Linked DNA regions of Homo sapiens: region 2 is linked to region 1. A link is a loop called in an ENCODE intact Hi-C map of the cell type or tissue named here. Cell type or tissue: PC-3. All regions are shown on one strand.

Region 1 (8,000 bases):
ATAACAATCTTGTGGTAATCATAATTCATAATGAAACGAAGCAGCAACAATTCCAACAGAATCAAAGGAAACCCATACAAAATGCTAGTGAACGCAAAAAATAGCATCCATCAACCGGTGGGGCCATATATATGACTTATTTCCACTTTTTAGTGGTTTAATACAACTGACACCAACACTCAGCAGTTATAATGCACCCTAAGTCATGGAAACAAATCACGTTCCCTATCTCAGCCTACAGGGTGATATGTTTGCCTTCCCTGTTCACATTATACACACACTAACTTCACCGCCAGGATCCTTATTATCACATTCCTCTCGTAGGACACACTCCAAGAGAATTACATATTTCTAGAAAAAAACCGGCAATTTGAAGAAGGTAGGGAACAATTTAAAACAGTCTTCAATAGAAATTTTAGCACATAAGAACACAGAAAATATATAATTTAGTTCATGCTTGGTAAAATGTAACATGATGTTCATAACTACTTGGAATAAGCTGAACAAAAGATAGGTGAAAACAAATTGAACGGCTGTAAATACGTGCAGGAGTCAGGTGTCATCAAGAGAAATGACTGGGTGCTCTTCAACTGGCTTATGATGTCATTAGAGGGTCCTGTTAGACTTACTGATCTTAGAAAAACCTGAGACATTAGCAAAAATTGTTTAAAATTAGTCACAGAAAAGATGTCGCAGTTTAAAAGACTATATTGAAAGCAAGTGTTTGTTACATGATTACACTAAACTGTTAGCTAGCAGCAAGCAGCTTGTTAAATTAGTGAAACACAGTCAACACAAGCTTCTGTAAGAACGCTCCACATGTGGCAAATAAAACCCCACCTTTTGGGGTGTATAGGTAGGGAGGAGACAGAATATACCATGACATCGCTTCTGTTTTCTTGACTCAAAACTCCGACCACAGTGAAGATAAAATGTGGTGCCATGCAGTACCCCCAAAAGGTGGGAAGTTCTTATCGCAGCCACATGAAATGACAGGGAAGGCCTGAAGCCACAGTTCTCCATGTGCAGAGAGACGACCCACAGGACAATAGTGAGGCACTGGCTCAACTCGGGAGTGTTCTGAGAAGTCCTCAGAGGATCTAACTATTAGCAGTGCCCCTGCTTCACCAACCCTAATCACGTATACACTGTACTAGCCATCACGAATAATGCAGTTTTCAGCCTCACGGTTTCAATGGACATTTAAACATTTGGCACATAAACATTAAAGTACATTTCAGAAAGTGATTTTACGCAAACAAATGAATGCCAACACAAAGACAGCACGCATCCGTCTACCTGCCTTCAGCTGCCACCCTCTGTCTTTCCCTCTGGCCCAGTGTTTTCACAGAGCCGCCTCAAGGCAAAGTTTCTGTGAACACCAGGCAAAAGGCAAGCTTATCATTTCTGCACTTCTCTCCACTTACCTGTTTTCTGTTCTCACTACTGTACTAAAACGGGTCTTCCCAAGAGAATCTGAGACCCAGTGGCTGTGGCTGGCGGGCTGCACTCTCCTATTTCATCAACACCTGGCACGCCGCCCACTCTTTGCTTGGTGTATGACACCTCTCTTTCCTGGAGGTCCCTCCCCTGTCTGTGAGCCTGCTTCTCTGTCTCCCATACAGGCTATTTGCCTCTCTTCTTGTTTCACTTTTTCACATTTTCCAAGGAAAACATCAATCACATCAAGTTCCACATAGATTAGTATGGAACTATACACCTATTGACCTGGTTTCATTTGGACATCACATGGGCATCTCATAAGCAGCTCATCCCAGACCATCCTTTTCCTAAAGGACATCCTCCTCCAGGAGAGAGGACCTCCCTGACTGGCACGGTCACTCACCCAGCAGCCCTGACCAGCACACCCGAAGGATGGCGTGCAGCTCTCTGTCACCCTCCCCTCAGTCCATTCACTGGGCCCACAGATCCATTCGTTCACCTTCCCATCACCTGCCACTCTCTGCCCTTCCATCACAGCATTAGTTTAAGGTGATTTTCTGCGTGTACCTTTGCAATTGTCTTTTAAATGGTCTCCTGTCTCCTGTTGGATCCCTCTCTGACTCATTATTTGTACTGCACCAGTGATTTTGCAAAGTTAAGTGTGATTATGTCATTTTCCTGCTCAACATCCTCCACTGGCTCCCTACTGCTTTTGGAGGGAAACAGATCATCCAGCATGGACAGTGGAGAGAAACCCACACAGACTTCCTGCTGTCTTTTACCACAGAATCTCATGTGACCTACAATCCAGGCTTGTCCGAGTGAAAAAGAGAACTTGAAATCAAAGGAAAAGTATAATTTGGGAGTGCAGAGTGGAACAGAGTCTTAAACTTTTAACTCAAAGATATCTGAGGTTTTTAGATTGGAACAAATTTATGAAATTCAAATGTCAACCACTTTTCCCCCCAGACACTTCAATCCAAAATATTAATTTCCATATTTAAGCACAAAATTTGAAATTTATGTTTTCTCTCAATGGAAAAAAGTCTTGTTTTATGACATTTCATGTATGTGTTAAAAGTTGTAATTTAAGATGAAGAAACAAAATGTACTGAAAGAAAATACCATGTCAAGTTAATCAACATACACTCAAGACCTACACAGAGATCTCCAAATGGTGCCCTAGCTAATATTAAAGATACAAAATGAGGACTAGGTTGTTTACAAAGATTCAGGCCATAATAATTAAAAATAAGAGATTAAAGTTTAAAGAGGAAAGATTAATATTAGGTTAAAATTCTCCACAGAGAAAAGTATCAGGTTACACACTGCGTTATTGAATAAGGAATTCTAATTTATTTGAATTATTGCTCACTTGCAGTTCTGCAGCTGGCAACAGTGCAACATTGTTTTACCAAAACAAAACAAAACCTCAGAAGTAGTTCTTTTTCTAGAACTTCTAATAAATGTAGTTAAGTACGAAAATAATATGAATAGGAAAAAAAATCCAACAAAAAATTTGTGCTACATTCCCTAATTAAGAAGACAAAGATGTAAAATTTATAAAAGATATAATATTGTCTTAAAGAAATTCTTAGGGATGAGCCAAAATATACACAATAAATGCTACCACACAGAAGGCAGCATCTTATGCCTAGAGGGAGTGGAATGAGTCAGACACGCTGATACATAAGCTGCTCTGTCTTCCTCTGCTTCATAAAAACGACGGCATCACCATTTTCCAAATGTTCAAAGTTTGTCTTTCTGTCTTTCACATTTTTTCTACAGGCTCCAGACAGGCAATATTTCAGAATATGTGGAAACAAAGAAGCTGAAAATAAAATGAAATAACTAGTATCTTAGCACTCTGACCAAATTAGTGAAAACTGATTTGTACATAAAGTACAAACTTTTATATACTTCAAAGTTATTCTGTCGTTGCTATTTTCCACCAATAGTACTTGCAAAAATTGGGTTATTTTCTCTCAGATCCACAGCTGAGTCTACATCCAACCCCACACTGTAGGGATGCATAGGTGACTTCTGTCAGCTCCTCCTGGAGATTAGAGAGTTTTCCTAATAAGCTACACTGTATGAGCTTCTATTGCTGGAAGATATAGATAGTTACATAGTAAAGTGTTTTGTTGTTTGATAATAGCTCTAGTGTCTAAGGAATAACTTATTATGCAAGAGACTATTGCCCAAAAAAAAATTTTCTATTTTTTTCATCTCTAAGGCCTTTCTTTCTTCCACAATATATACAGATATATCTAACTACTACCCAAGGGACTGTCCATAGTAATTCCTTGTAGAAAGACCATCCCCAAAGATAGCTTTGGTCCTTTTATAATGACTGGATTTGCGATTCAACAACAGCAGGTTTAATAAACATGTTTATCTGGATTCTACTTAAAGAGATAGCAGACGGAATGCATGGTCACTTTGTGTTCAAAATGACTCTTCTAATTAATCTGTGATCCCAATGCCTATTTAAGCTACATCAACAAACAAAGCAACTTATTTGTAACTGATCAACAAAAAGTAGGATCTCTGATTCTTTTTCTTTTAAAGACATGTGAACCAATTTATAATTTTTAATGCTATGGAATCTATTTGTTTTCAAGTTTGTAAGATCTTTTACTTAAACAAGGTTGTTTTGTTTTTTAAGATAAAATTTAACAATGTTAACTAAAGACCTAGTGTAAATGCTTGTGCTATATCAGCACAGAGCCTCTTAGGCTGAAAACAAAAATTTTAAAAAGCCTATGTACTTGTGTGTTAGAGGGCAAGAAAGAAAATTATGAATAAAGCAAGCTGAATATGAAAGTAACACTAGATAAAAAACATTATACAAAATACAAAACCAAATAAAAAATTAGAACTGATGAGATAAAATTCACTAATGAAATGGGCAGAGAAAACTAGGAAATATTTCATTCAGGAAGAACTCAAGTTCTGCTGCAAAGAATTGTCAGAAAAAAAGGAAGAATAGATTAACACATAGTACAACATTCACACTTCATTATAGAACACCTGAACAGATGATACAATTAAGAGGACATTCATTTTATTTTGTTAGGGAACCCCTCAAAAAAATCCCACCTAAACTTGCCAGGAACTTCTACTCCACGTGAAAGGGAGTACACCGGTATAAAGTGTCATCATGACACAAGCTAGGAGAACCTTTCAAAGCAATCTTTATGCTTGCCAGGACAAAACAGTTTCGCAAACCAGCCACCACACTGACATCTACCTGTGGCTGGCTGAACTGTGTGCAGGTGACAAGCAGGAAGGGGCGATCTGACCAGGAGCAAGCACTGCACAGACAGTTCAGGGGACACATTTGTCTTCCAGAAATTCATCACAATTTGAAGAAGGCCTTGGAATCATTATTAGCCTAAGAAAAGTTTGGAAAGTAACTGGAATTTTAGGCTTTCAAAGTAATCTTTCAGCCTGGGACATTTGTATTTTTATTCCATCGACTAGATTGGCAGTTACAATAGAGTAAAATATAAAGACATATAGACTTGAGGTAAATGACATAATGGAAACGTGTTGACTGGTACTTTAAATGACAAAAATAGTTTTGATTTAAAGTCTGTTCTGATCAAACCAGGTTTGTGGCATTGATCAAACTGCTTCAAATCTCAATTATATCTAATATTAATTCTAGACATTTTCATTTTGATTATTTTTATGGGATCCCTTTATTCTTTAAGAACTTCAAAATCACCCAAAAGAAATAAATGAAACCTCTGATTCTCTGGAAGATTGTGTACTGTTCATTTTGGTATATATAATTTCACTTCTCTCAGCAAATACAATATACTGCTACAGAGATCAAGATCTATTTTTTCTCATTGTCTGTATTCAGGGGCAAAACCACATTTGTTCTATCCACTGCTTCTTGTGGTACAGCCTATGAGCCTGCACAGGAAGCAAAAGGAAAACTGAAAGTCTCTGAAGAGATTATCCAAAAGAAGAAAATTATTCCCTGTGGAGTGAGTCGCCCTAACTCAGGAGGCTGCTGAAACAAGTGGCAGAACAGAACAATGAATCCCATTGTATACTGAATTCTTAATGCCACAGTATCTAAGAAGGCTTGCCTTATTACTTAGCTATGCATTATCAACATAAAGTGTTTATACAAGAAAACTGTATAGAAATGTATACTGTTATCTATGACCTGAAAAACATGTTTTATAACTGAGATATTTTAGATAAATATATGTTTAAAAAATTAAACTCAACTTTCAGGAGAAATGAAAATTATAAATACAATTTTTTTTGTCATTGCATCTTAAAACTTCCTTAAAAATGCTTCCAGCAATATGCAAAGTTCAGACAAAATTCTATTAAATTAAAAGTATGTTTGGCAAAAATTTTCAAGGATGTCGATACATATATCAAATGGTGGTAAAGAACAGCAAATTTGCCCTGTGCCAGTCACACATGTAAGAACTTGAGAAATTTGATTAGAAATACTCAACAAAATGTTTAGATGTGAAATCAAAGAGACACTGGAGACTATTACAAAATGTAAGCACACTTCTAGTTGAGCATCACTATCTGAGTTACAATATTACTTGAAATATCTTTTGACTTCCCCTCACCAAAAAAAGAAAAAAAAAAAACCTCTTAAGATGAAAAAGTACTTTGTAGAAGTCATTAACACTGGTTAAGAGCTATATCGGCCATAAGTAGGGGGAAAAATACCCAAAGTGTATTTCCAACAAATTTAGCAAAATGACGAGGTAAATCTTCAATATGAGGCAGGGACTGCAGATTCTATTCTTCTGCTCCACGAGATACAGACTTTCTACTCAGGGTTATGATGTCAAGTAATGAATAAAAAAGAAAAATAGAGAAAGATGTAGATAGTTAAAAAAAAATTAAAAAGGGTATGTAAGGTTAGAAGTACTAAGGAAGTGACACAGTTAAGGAAAACTCTGGCCAAAACTAGTCTGAAGGAACACTGATGCTATCCCAATTTCAATAATAGAGACACAATATGCAGATGATAAAACTGTCAGAGTCTGGCTTGCCATTTCAGTTTTCTGCAATTTACTAAATTAACATTTAAAGTGCAATGTAGGGTTATCCTTAATATTTTTATACTACAGGTAGTATTTCTGTGTTACTTTTCATGACTTATCAGTGCTTTACTGTTTAATATGCATTTATTATATATCCCCTATAAATCATAGAGAAGAAATGGAAGAAATAAGTTTCACATAAACAAAAGCCCAGTTGAGGCCACTGAAGTGAAACACATCCACTCTGATGTGGAAGCCAATGTGATGAGTGAAACACAATGTAGTTCAATATTAAAAAACCCTATGTTTTGGAAAGTAGGAATTTTAAGCTATTCCAACGTTTACTTACTATAACACACTAATTTTTTTTCTATTTCATTCTCATTAATACAGAGGTGACATGTAACAAAGAAAAATAAAAACATAGAAAAATGTTATTTTTTTTCATTTTAATGCAGAAACAAATCTAAAGAATTTGCTACAGAAATAATATTCTAGACCAGTGTTCTATGAATCCAATTTGTGCTTTGAATTTATAACGAATAGTAACTAATGGCAAAAAAGTTTTGGAGTAATGATTGAATATACTGATTTGTAATGGATTAGACTTTTGGATATTTTAGACAGTAAAAGCTAATGAAGGAGGTACACGTTTACATTTAAATAGAATGAGATGTCATTGCCTAAATTAATAATGCAAACTTGAAAAATAGCCTCAGGTTCAAAAGACCAATTATAAAGTTATTTTGTAAACAAATCTATATTTGTATTTTTCATGAATAATTATAACTACTAGTATTTCTCCACTAATGTTCAATTTATAAAATGAGAAATACATTTTCAAATGAAACTTAAATAATATTTCAGTTTCTAATGATGGTAAGCTGCCTGCAGATTAAGTGTTAATAATGGCAAATATAGGAATACTCCACAGGAATAATTTTTATCTATTGATATTATACAAATAAAAACATAAAACTAGAAGTTAAATATTTTGAACAGTAAAATATTATGAAAATAAACCAGTGAGATAAATATGAAAATAAACAATTTTCTTCTTAGGAAATATGTGATCATCTTAAAGACTTATTAAATCTATGAAAATAATACATATTCAAATTCATTTATGCTGTGAACAAATACATTTATGTGAGGCAGATATGGGATCCTGTTCCTACTATCGTACGCAACAAAAACAATCCTTAGAAACTTAACTATCTGCTCATTTTTAAATCTTTTTTTCATCACATCAACAAGAAAGTAAAGATATCTGTTCGAACCATATTTCATTCGAAGTCTCTCACTTCAGAAGTATTCAAACTTTTGCAAATTTTTTATACTCCCGGTCAAGGTGAACTTGCCTTTTGTTCAGTAGTAAAAGAAAGCCTATTCATAGGTACACAGAATGGTGAAGCTGTCCCAGGAACAGAAAGTGTTCAAACCATTTACTTTCATTAATAATCAAATTATTCCGAAGTTTTAAATAAAGATTAAAAATTACTCCTTTATAATGCACATTAA
Region 2 (8,000 bases), 67 kb before region 1:
AATATCCTCACATAAAGGAAAACCAGAAAAGCTTTAGACCTACTGCAAAATTCTAGTTAAAGGGAGTTATTCGAACACAAGAAATGACAAAAGAATAAATCTTGGGTCATCAGGGTAGGAAAAGAAACAAGAGAAGCAGAAGTATGGGGGCCCACTGTCCTCCTCATGGACATTTGAGATTTATAAATCACATTTGAGATTGAAGCAAAAACTATATTCAAGGCTACAATATTTAAAAGCTGGGAAGTTAAGGTCCCTAAATGGAAGTGAGATTTCCATACCTCACTCAAAGTGGTGAATATGAGACTGGGATAGGTCACGCATGTATATGCTAATACCTAAAGCAATCACTACGGAAACTATACAAAGAGACATACTCCAAAAGGAGCACCCCAGCCTTTATGATGACCACATAATATATCATACTGAGGCCAAATTGGGTCACTGATGTCCAGGACTTGCTCCTCAAGTCACTTCTTCCCACCCCTAGATAATTTAAGTGTAGTCAGGATCAAGCAGAACAAACCAAAATGAAAACAAGCACACAAAAAAACATAGACAATTGAACAAATGTAGCAGTGGAGCCCTGGGAAAGACAATAAAATTTAAGTCAAGAGACTGTGTAGGTTGGAGCTCAAAGGTCTGCAGTATAGTGGAAAGAATACCAAATTATAATTTTAGGTCCCAGAAATTTGAGTTATAACCCTCCCATTGTCAATTTTAAGAAACAGCACGCAAATCACTTCATAACTTGTGTCTTATTTCCTTTAGCAAAACATTGAACAACGTTATTTGAACATGACTTTCACTTCTAAAACAGTTCAGTTTCTATGTTCCTTGACTTGCTGATTGAGTTAAATTAGGTGAGAGTTAGTTTGCTAATGAGCATGCACATAGACAAGACCTGCCTGAAGGCAGGAGGAAGAGGAACAGCTGCTGACCAGCCTGGGATATGTTCTCTGGAATCAGAAAAGAAATAAGAAAATGGATGGTAATGATTGAAGAGGCAAGACAGAAAGAAAAAAGACCCACGTTTCCATACAATAATTCACTGTCAGAAACAAGAGGCAATTTTTAAGTACTAAAACTGCAACAAAAATAGATCAGTTAAATAATGGAGGCAATAATATTGACACTAATATGGCCACTGACAACAATTTAAATGATAGTATTTAGAATTTTTAATGTCATTTACTCAAATTTTAAAAATGGAAGGCATTTTTATGAAAGATTTATACTTTATAAGAGATTAAAACAAATCCGTCTTTCTTTCTTTCTTTTTTCGTGTTAGGGTCTCTGTCGCCCAGGATGGAGTGCAGCAGCACAATTACTGCAGCCTCAACCTCCCAGGCTCAGGTGATCCTCCCACTTCAGCCTCCGGAGTAGCTGGGATCACAAGCATATGCTTGGATACTTTTTTAAATATTTTGTAGAGACGAGGTTTCCCTATGTTGCCCAGGCTGGTCTCAAACTCCTGGGCTCAAGTGATGCTCCTGCCTCAGTCTCCCAAAGTGTTCAGATTACAGGTGTGAGCCACTGTGTCTGGCCTCTACCTTTCTTTAAAAATTTGGGACATAAAAAATAAATTTAAAAAGTAATCCCATTTACAATAGCCACAAATAAAATTAAATATCTAAGAATTAACCAAAGAAGTAAAAGATCTCTATAATGAATACTTTAAGACACTGATGAAAGAAATTGAAGAGGACATCAAAAAATGAAAACATATTCCACATTCATGGATTGGAAAAATCAATATTGTTATAATGTCCATATCACCCAAAACAATCTACAGATTCTATGCAATCTCTATCAAAATGCCAATGACATTCTCCACAGAAACACAAAATCCTAAAATTTATATGAAATCAGAAAAGACCCAGAATAGCCAAAACTATCCTAAGCAAAAATAACAAAACTGGAGGAATCACATTACCTGACTTCAAATTACACTACAGAGCTACAGTAACCAAAACAGCATGGTATTGGCATAAAAACAGACACACAGACCCAGGGAACAGAATACAGAACCCAGAAACAAATCCACATACCTACGGTGAACCCATTTTCAATAAAGGTTCCAAGAACATTCACTGTGGAAAAGACAGCCTCTTCAATAAATGGTGCTGGGAAAACTAGATATCCACATGCAGAAGAATGAAACTAGACCCCTATTTCTCACCATATACAAAAATCAAATAAAAATGGATTAAAGACTTAAATCTAAGACCTCAAACTATGAAAGTACTACAAGAAAACACTGGGGAAACTCTCTAGGACACTGGTCTGGGCAAAAATTTCTTGCGAAATACCCCACCAGCACAGCCTGCCAAAGCAAAAATGGACAAATGTGATCACATCAAGTTAAAAAGCTTCTGCACAATAAAGAAAACAATCAACAAAGTGAAGCAATAATGCACAGAATGGGAGAAAATATCTGCAAGCTGCCTATCTGACAAGGGATTAATAACCAGAATATATGAGAAGCTCAAACAACTCTTAAGGAAAAAAATCTAATAATCTGATTTTAAAATGGGCAAAAGATTTGAATAGACATTTCTCAAAAGAAGACATAAATGGCAAACAGGCATATGGAAAGGTGCTCAACATCATCGATCATCAATCAAAATGTAAATCAAAACTACAATGAGATATTGCATCATCTCACTCCAGTTAAAATGGCTTATATTCAAAAGGCAAGCAACAAAAATGCCAAAGAAAATGTGGAGAGAAGGAGCCCTTAAACAGTGTTGTTGGGAACATAAGTATAACCACTACAGAGAACAGTTTGGAACTTCCTCAAGAAACTAAAAGTAGAGCTACTATATAATCCAGCAATCCCACTGCTGGGTATATACACAAAATAAAGGTAATCCATACATCAAAAAGATATCTGTGCTCCCATGTTTGTTGCAACACTGTTCACAATAGCCAGGATTTGGAAGCAACCTAAGTGTCCATCAACAGATGACAAATGAATAAAGAAAATGCAGTAGATATATACAATGGAGTACTATACAGCCATAAAACAGAATGAAATCCTGTTATCTGCAATAACATGGATAGAACTGGAGGTCATTATGTTAAGTGAAATAAGCCAGACACAGAAATAAATGAGAACATCACATGTTCTCATTTATTTGTGGGATCTAAAAATTAAAACAATTGAACTCATGGAGACAGTTGACAGAATGATGGTTACCTGGGGCTGAGAAGGGTAATGGCAGGGTGGGGAGAGAAAGAGATAGTTAATGTGTATAAAAAAATTGGAAAGAATAAATAAGACCTACCATTTGGTAGTGCAACAGGGTAACTATAGTACATAATAATTTAATTGTACATTTTAAAATAAGAGTATAATTGGATTGTTAGTAACACAAAGGATAAATGCTTGAGGGGATGCATGCTTCACTCTCCATGATTGCATGCCTGTATCTAAACATCTCAGGTATGCCATAAATACATACACCTACTATGTACTCACAAAAATTAAAATAAAAAATGGGACTACACGTACACTATATCTAAGACCCAAAATGAAGAGGTTCTTTCTACTGCTAAGGCAATCATATAGATACACACGAAAATGCAGATCTCTGTGCCATACAAGAAGCCATTCTAGTTTTTCACATAGGCTCTGAATTTTAGCAGACATCTAAAGGGAGGGTAGGGAGCAGACACCCACCCCAGGTGCTTCTGATATCAACTGTCTGTTCTGTGCAACACTTTGAGAAATCTTGGTTACAAAAATGAATCCTATGGATCAAAAAGCAAGAAAATATTAACATTCAGCATTTGTTTGTAGAATGCAAATGAAATTAAATGTATGTAATAAAAGTCAACAATGAAATATTTAAAACCAGGAAATGAAAAAGAAAAAAGACAACAATTTAAAAGTTTGGTTATAATATTGGTTCAGAAGACCCAAAAAAAAAAAAAAAAAAAACCCGGATGATAGGTTGTTGAATCAAGCATTTCAGATGATTCATTTGTAGTACTTTCTTACTTGACAAAGCAAGATGGATAAATTTTGATTGTATTATACATACAAGAAATTCCAAGGTTACAAACAAAAAAAGTGCTTTTGAAACTATCATCAGATTTTTCTTCATTCATTTGCTTAGTGATTTTATTGCCAACCACCCCAAATCCTGAGAGGGCATAAAGCTGATGTTTGTAAGATAAACTCAAAGATCAGGTGGCAAGAGATGCATGTGCATATGGGTACAGTGTGCATTGCTACCTACCCCTATAACATGATCCCTCACAAGGACTGTGACTTCAGTGCTTAGTACATGGCCAGACACTAGAATACCACATCCCATCCATTTGGGGTCCAGGGATCCATGTACACGACAGTGGGAGCTACATATGAAAGTCTGTTATATAACTGCTCTGCCTCCTAGTCTTACACTTAACGCCTGTCCAAGTAGGCTTCACGTGATAGGCGCGGTCAATAGAGGTTTCAGGCACTGACAAGTTTGACCATGGCTGGAAAAGACATTACTGTTCCCCAAGAGGGCGCCACAAATATTTCTATTCACTCAAGGTCAAGAGGCAGCTGTAATGAGGCCTGTTAATAGCAGCTGCTTCTCTTTCTGAAGAGCAATTCAAACTCAACTAAGAAATAGACACTTTGCTAATATGTTTACAGGCATAGAATTTTCCACGAAAAGATGGGATAATTGTTGCAACACTTTTTTCATATATTAAATTCTCTAGTTAAAAATCTGCAAAGTATAACAAAATGGAATTATTCTAAAGCCATTAAAGTATAAGCCATCTGAAATTTTAAAAAGTAACATAGATATTGTTTTATAATAGTGTTGTTTAAAAAGCTGAATGTAAAAACAATAAAATGTGGAATAATTTGCTTTCAATGAACATTTCCTCTTCTTAACAAATTCTAAGATTGCTGCATAAATGAGGAGATTTTGCTATAAAATTTGGGTCCACTACAATGCAGAAAACTGAGAGTTCTTTATAAATTGTTTTGTAACATGTAAAACATGGATTAAAAAAAAATCGAGTAGTTCTTAACAATGTATCAGGGTTTGACCAAGAAAGGTAACAAGGGCGTAAGGATTACTAACATGATGCTCTGAAAATATTACCACCCGATAACCTGCAGGTCCAGTGAGCTCTACCAAATGGGTACAGTTGTAAGGAGACAATTAAATAAGTAATCACTTCCAAAGTTATTAATGAATTATTACACAGGACCATACTTCACTGGCTTTCACTGTTACTCATATTACAAATAATGTGAAAAGTCAGATATGGAGTGAACTGGATATTTAAAGGCAATGCATAACCCAATGGTTTGTTGCAGTACTTGGGAATGTTCCATTCAGGACAAAAAAAAAAAAAAAAAGGAATGAAGGTTAGTCAATGGAAATGAGAGAAAAATTAGAGCTAAAGAAAGTGCGATTGGATTTTACAAAGAAACCGGGGAGAACTGTGGAGCTCCAATGATTCTATGTGGCTGCTGGAAGAAGGGGCTGATGTGGGATGAAGACCATGCATTAACTGTCAGAGCAGGATAATCTCTTTGTATACAAGAATGATAGGCATCTATTGTTCAGGTGAATAAGATTTCCAGCCAGGAACATAGACACTGCCAGCATTCATTCATTCATTTGTTAATTCTTTCATCAAAACCCTCAGCCGAGTCTCAGGCCTTCAAAGAGTTTACAGTAGGAGAGCTGGACAGCCAACCAGGTGATTTCAACAGAGCACGTAAGTGCTGAAGGGAGGTAGGTAGGGCACTGTGTCCACTCAGAAGGGTTTCAGAATTGACTCTTGGAATCAGAGCGGCTCAGCTTCCCAGCACCAGGAGAGGGAAGAGGGTGCTGTATGTGTGCAAAGGCCAAGGCCTTAGGAGACGAGACATGGAGGACTGGGCATGGCATATTTGGCGTATACCCGTAGTTCAAGAGGGCTGAGGCGCAGGATGTGGGAAGGAATGAAGAGGAATGAGCCCAAGAGTGGCGGGGGTCAGTTCACAAAGGGCCTAGGCCCATCCATTCCCACAGAGACACCTAGGAAATGTCTATTGTGGGCCAGATCCTGCTCTAGCCCCTGGGTCCTCTGTGCTGGAGAAACAGGGGCCCACGCCATGTCAGTATGCATCTGACAGATGTTTAAGATGAGAGAGTATGCCAAATGACATTATATCATGCTGAATGTTTTGGGCTGTTGTGAAGATACTTACAGTTTGGGGTATTTGAGGAAATCATTGTGTCCCTGAGTAAATACAGTAAAACCACCAAAGGGAATTTTTCATACATTAGGAAACACTCAAAAGAAAGTTTCTGTGTTGCTTCCATTTCAATGACATGAAAATGTCCCTGATGTATAGGATACAGATAGTGATGAGCAAACACACCACTGACACCATGTCAAAAGCAAGGAATAAAGAAAATAAAAAACAAGCATCATTACTAAAGTCTTTATTAAATGAATAATGAAAACAAAGGAAATGGCTAAAGGAAATGGCCTTCTAAACTTCCATGAAAACTAGTTTTGATTAAATACATAACCTAATGAACGTATTTTTCTGTGTTACCCTTCACATGGCCAAAGTCAACTGCTGCTGTTCCCAAAACGTCACAGAAGGAGAGATTCATAGTGCAAGTTAGGGTCTGATCCGAAGCACTACAGACTTGGGAAGAGAATGTAGGGAGTGGGTGGGTGGGTAATTCACATGTTCAAGATTGGTGAACACATTTCTCAACCCAGCTAAAAACCACAGAAACCTCATTCTACTGCAATTATCTGGGCACTTTGCAAACTTTTTTTTTTTTTTTTAATTGAGACAGTCTCTGTCGCCAGGCTGGAATGCAATGGCTTGATTTTGGCTCACTGCAGCTTCCGTCTCCTGGGCTCAAATGATCCTTCCACCTCAGCCTCCCGAGTAGCTGGGACTATTGGCACGCGTCACCACACCCAGCTAATTTTTTGTATTTTTTGTAGAGATGGGGTTTCATCATGTTGCCCAGGCTGGTCTCAAACTCCTGGGCTCAAGTGATCCCCCGGCCTTGGCCTCCCAAAGTGCTGAAATTACAGGTGTGAGCCACTGCGTCTGGCTGCTTTATAAACTTGTGTTGTGGCATATACCACTTCTGTCTTACAGCACAACAGTTAGATGGCTGGGGCCCTACATGATCTGCTAGGTCACCATGATCTGCTAGGTCACCGTGATCTTGGACAACTGATCTCAAATCTCAATGACTTTGTTTCTTCATATGTGATATGGAGATAGAGGCAGTATCTTTAACAAAGACTTACTGTGAGAATTAAAGGAGTATAACAAATGTAAAGTTAAAAAGTTAATGAATGGAAAGCATTTAAAAGACTCCCATCTACAAAAAGAGGCTATAAACTAGAGAAGATGTAAAATGGGAAAGCAGCACCTTCTCCTATCCCTCCACCCAGTCCTCGCTCAGGACCTTCTCCTATCCCTCCACCCAGTCCTCACTCAGGACCTTCTCCTATCCCTCCACCCAGTCCTCACTCAGGACCTTCTCCTATCCCTCCACCCAGTCCTCACTCAGGACTTTCTCCTATCCCTCCACCCAGTCCTCACTCAGGACCTTCTCCTATCCCTTCACCCAGTCCACACTCAGGACCTTCTCCTATCCCTCCACCCAGCACTGACTCAGGACTTTCTCCTATCCCTCCACCCAGCACTGACTCAGGACCTTCTCCTATCCCTCCACCAAGCACTCACTCAGGACCTTCTCCTATCCCTCCATGCAGTCCTCACTCAGGACCTTCTCCTATCCCTCCACCCAGTCCACACTCAGGACCTTCTCCTATCCCTCCACCCAGCACTGACTCAGGACCTTCTCCTATCCCTCCACCCAGCACTGACTCAGGACCTTCTCCTATCCCTCCACCCAGCACTGACTCAAGACCTTCTCCTATCCCTCCACCCAGTCCACACTCAGGACCTTCTCCTATCCCTCCACCAAGCACTGACTCAGGACCTTCTCCTA

Evidence for each region. Peaks named below come from ENCODE experiments on the same cell type or tissue, not always from the same donor. Only the 100,000 strongest peaks of a DNase experiment are listed, where the experiment ranks them.
Region 2: a loop joins it to region 1, with 11 times the contacts of the local background. A loop is called at or near these places in 14 of 110 quality-filtered maps.

What each region holds. Positions count from the first base shown.
Region 1 is chr18:74,893,289-74,901,288 of GRCh38, reverse strand. All of the region lies in intron 7 of ZNF407 (zinc finger protein 407), which reads right to left. Among named protein-coding and RNA genes, the nearest start is that of ZNF407, 300 kb to the right of the region's middle. In PC-3, a CTCF peak has its summit at 4,701; DNase peaks (open chromatin) are centred at 2,118, 3,118 and 4,688; H3K4me3 peaks cover 418 bases; H3K27ac peaks cover 2,138 bases.
Region 2 is chr18:74,960,527-74,968,526 of GRCh38, reverse strand. All of the region lies in intron 8 of ZNF407 (zinc finger protein 407), which reads right to left. Among named protein-coding and RNA genes, the nearest start is that of PTGR3, 240 kb to the left of the region's middle. In PC-3, a CTCF peak has its summit at 4,496 (motif pointing right); a DNase peak (open chromatin) is centred at 4,516.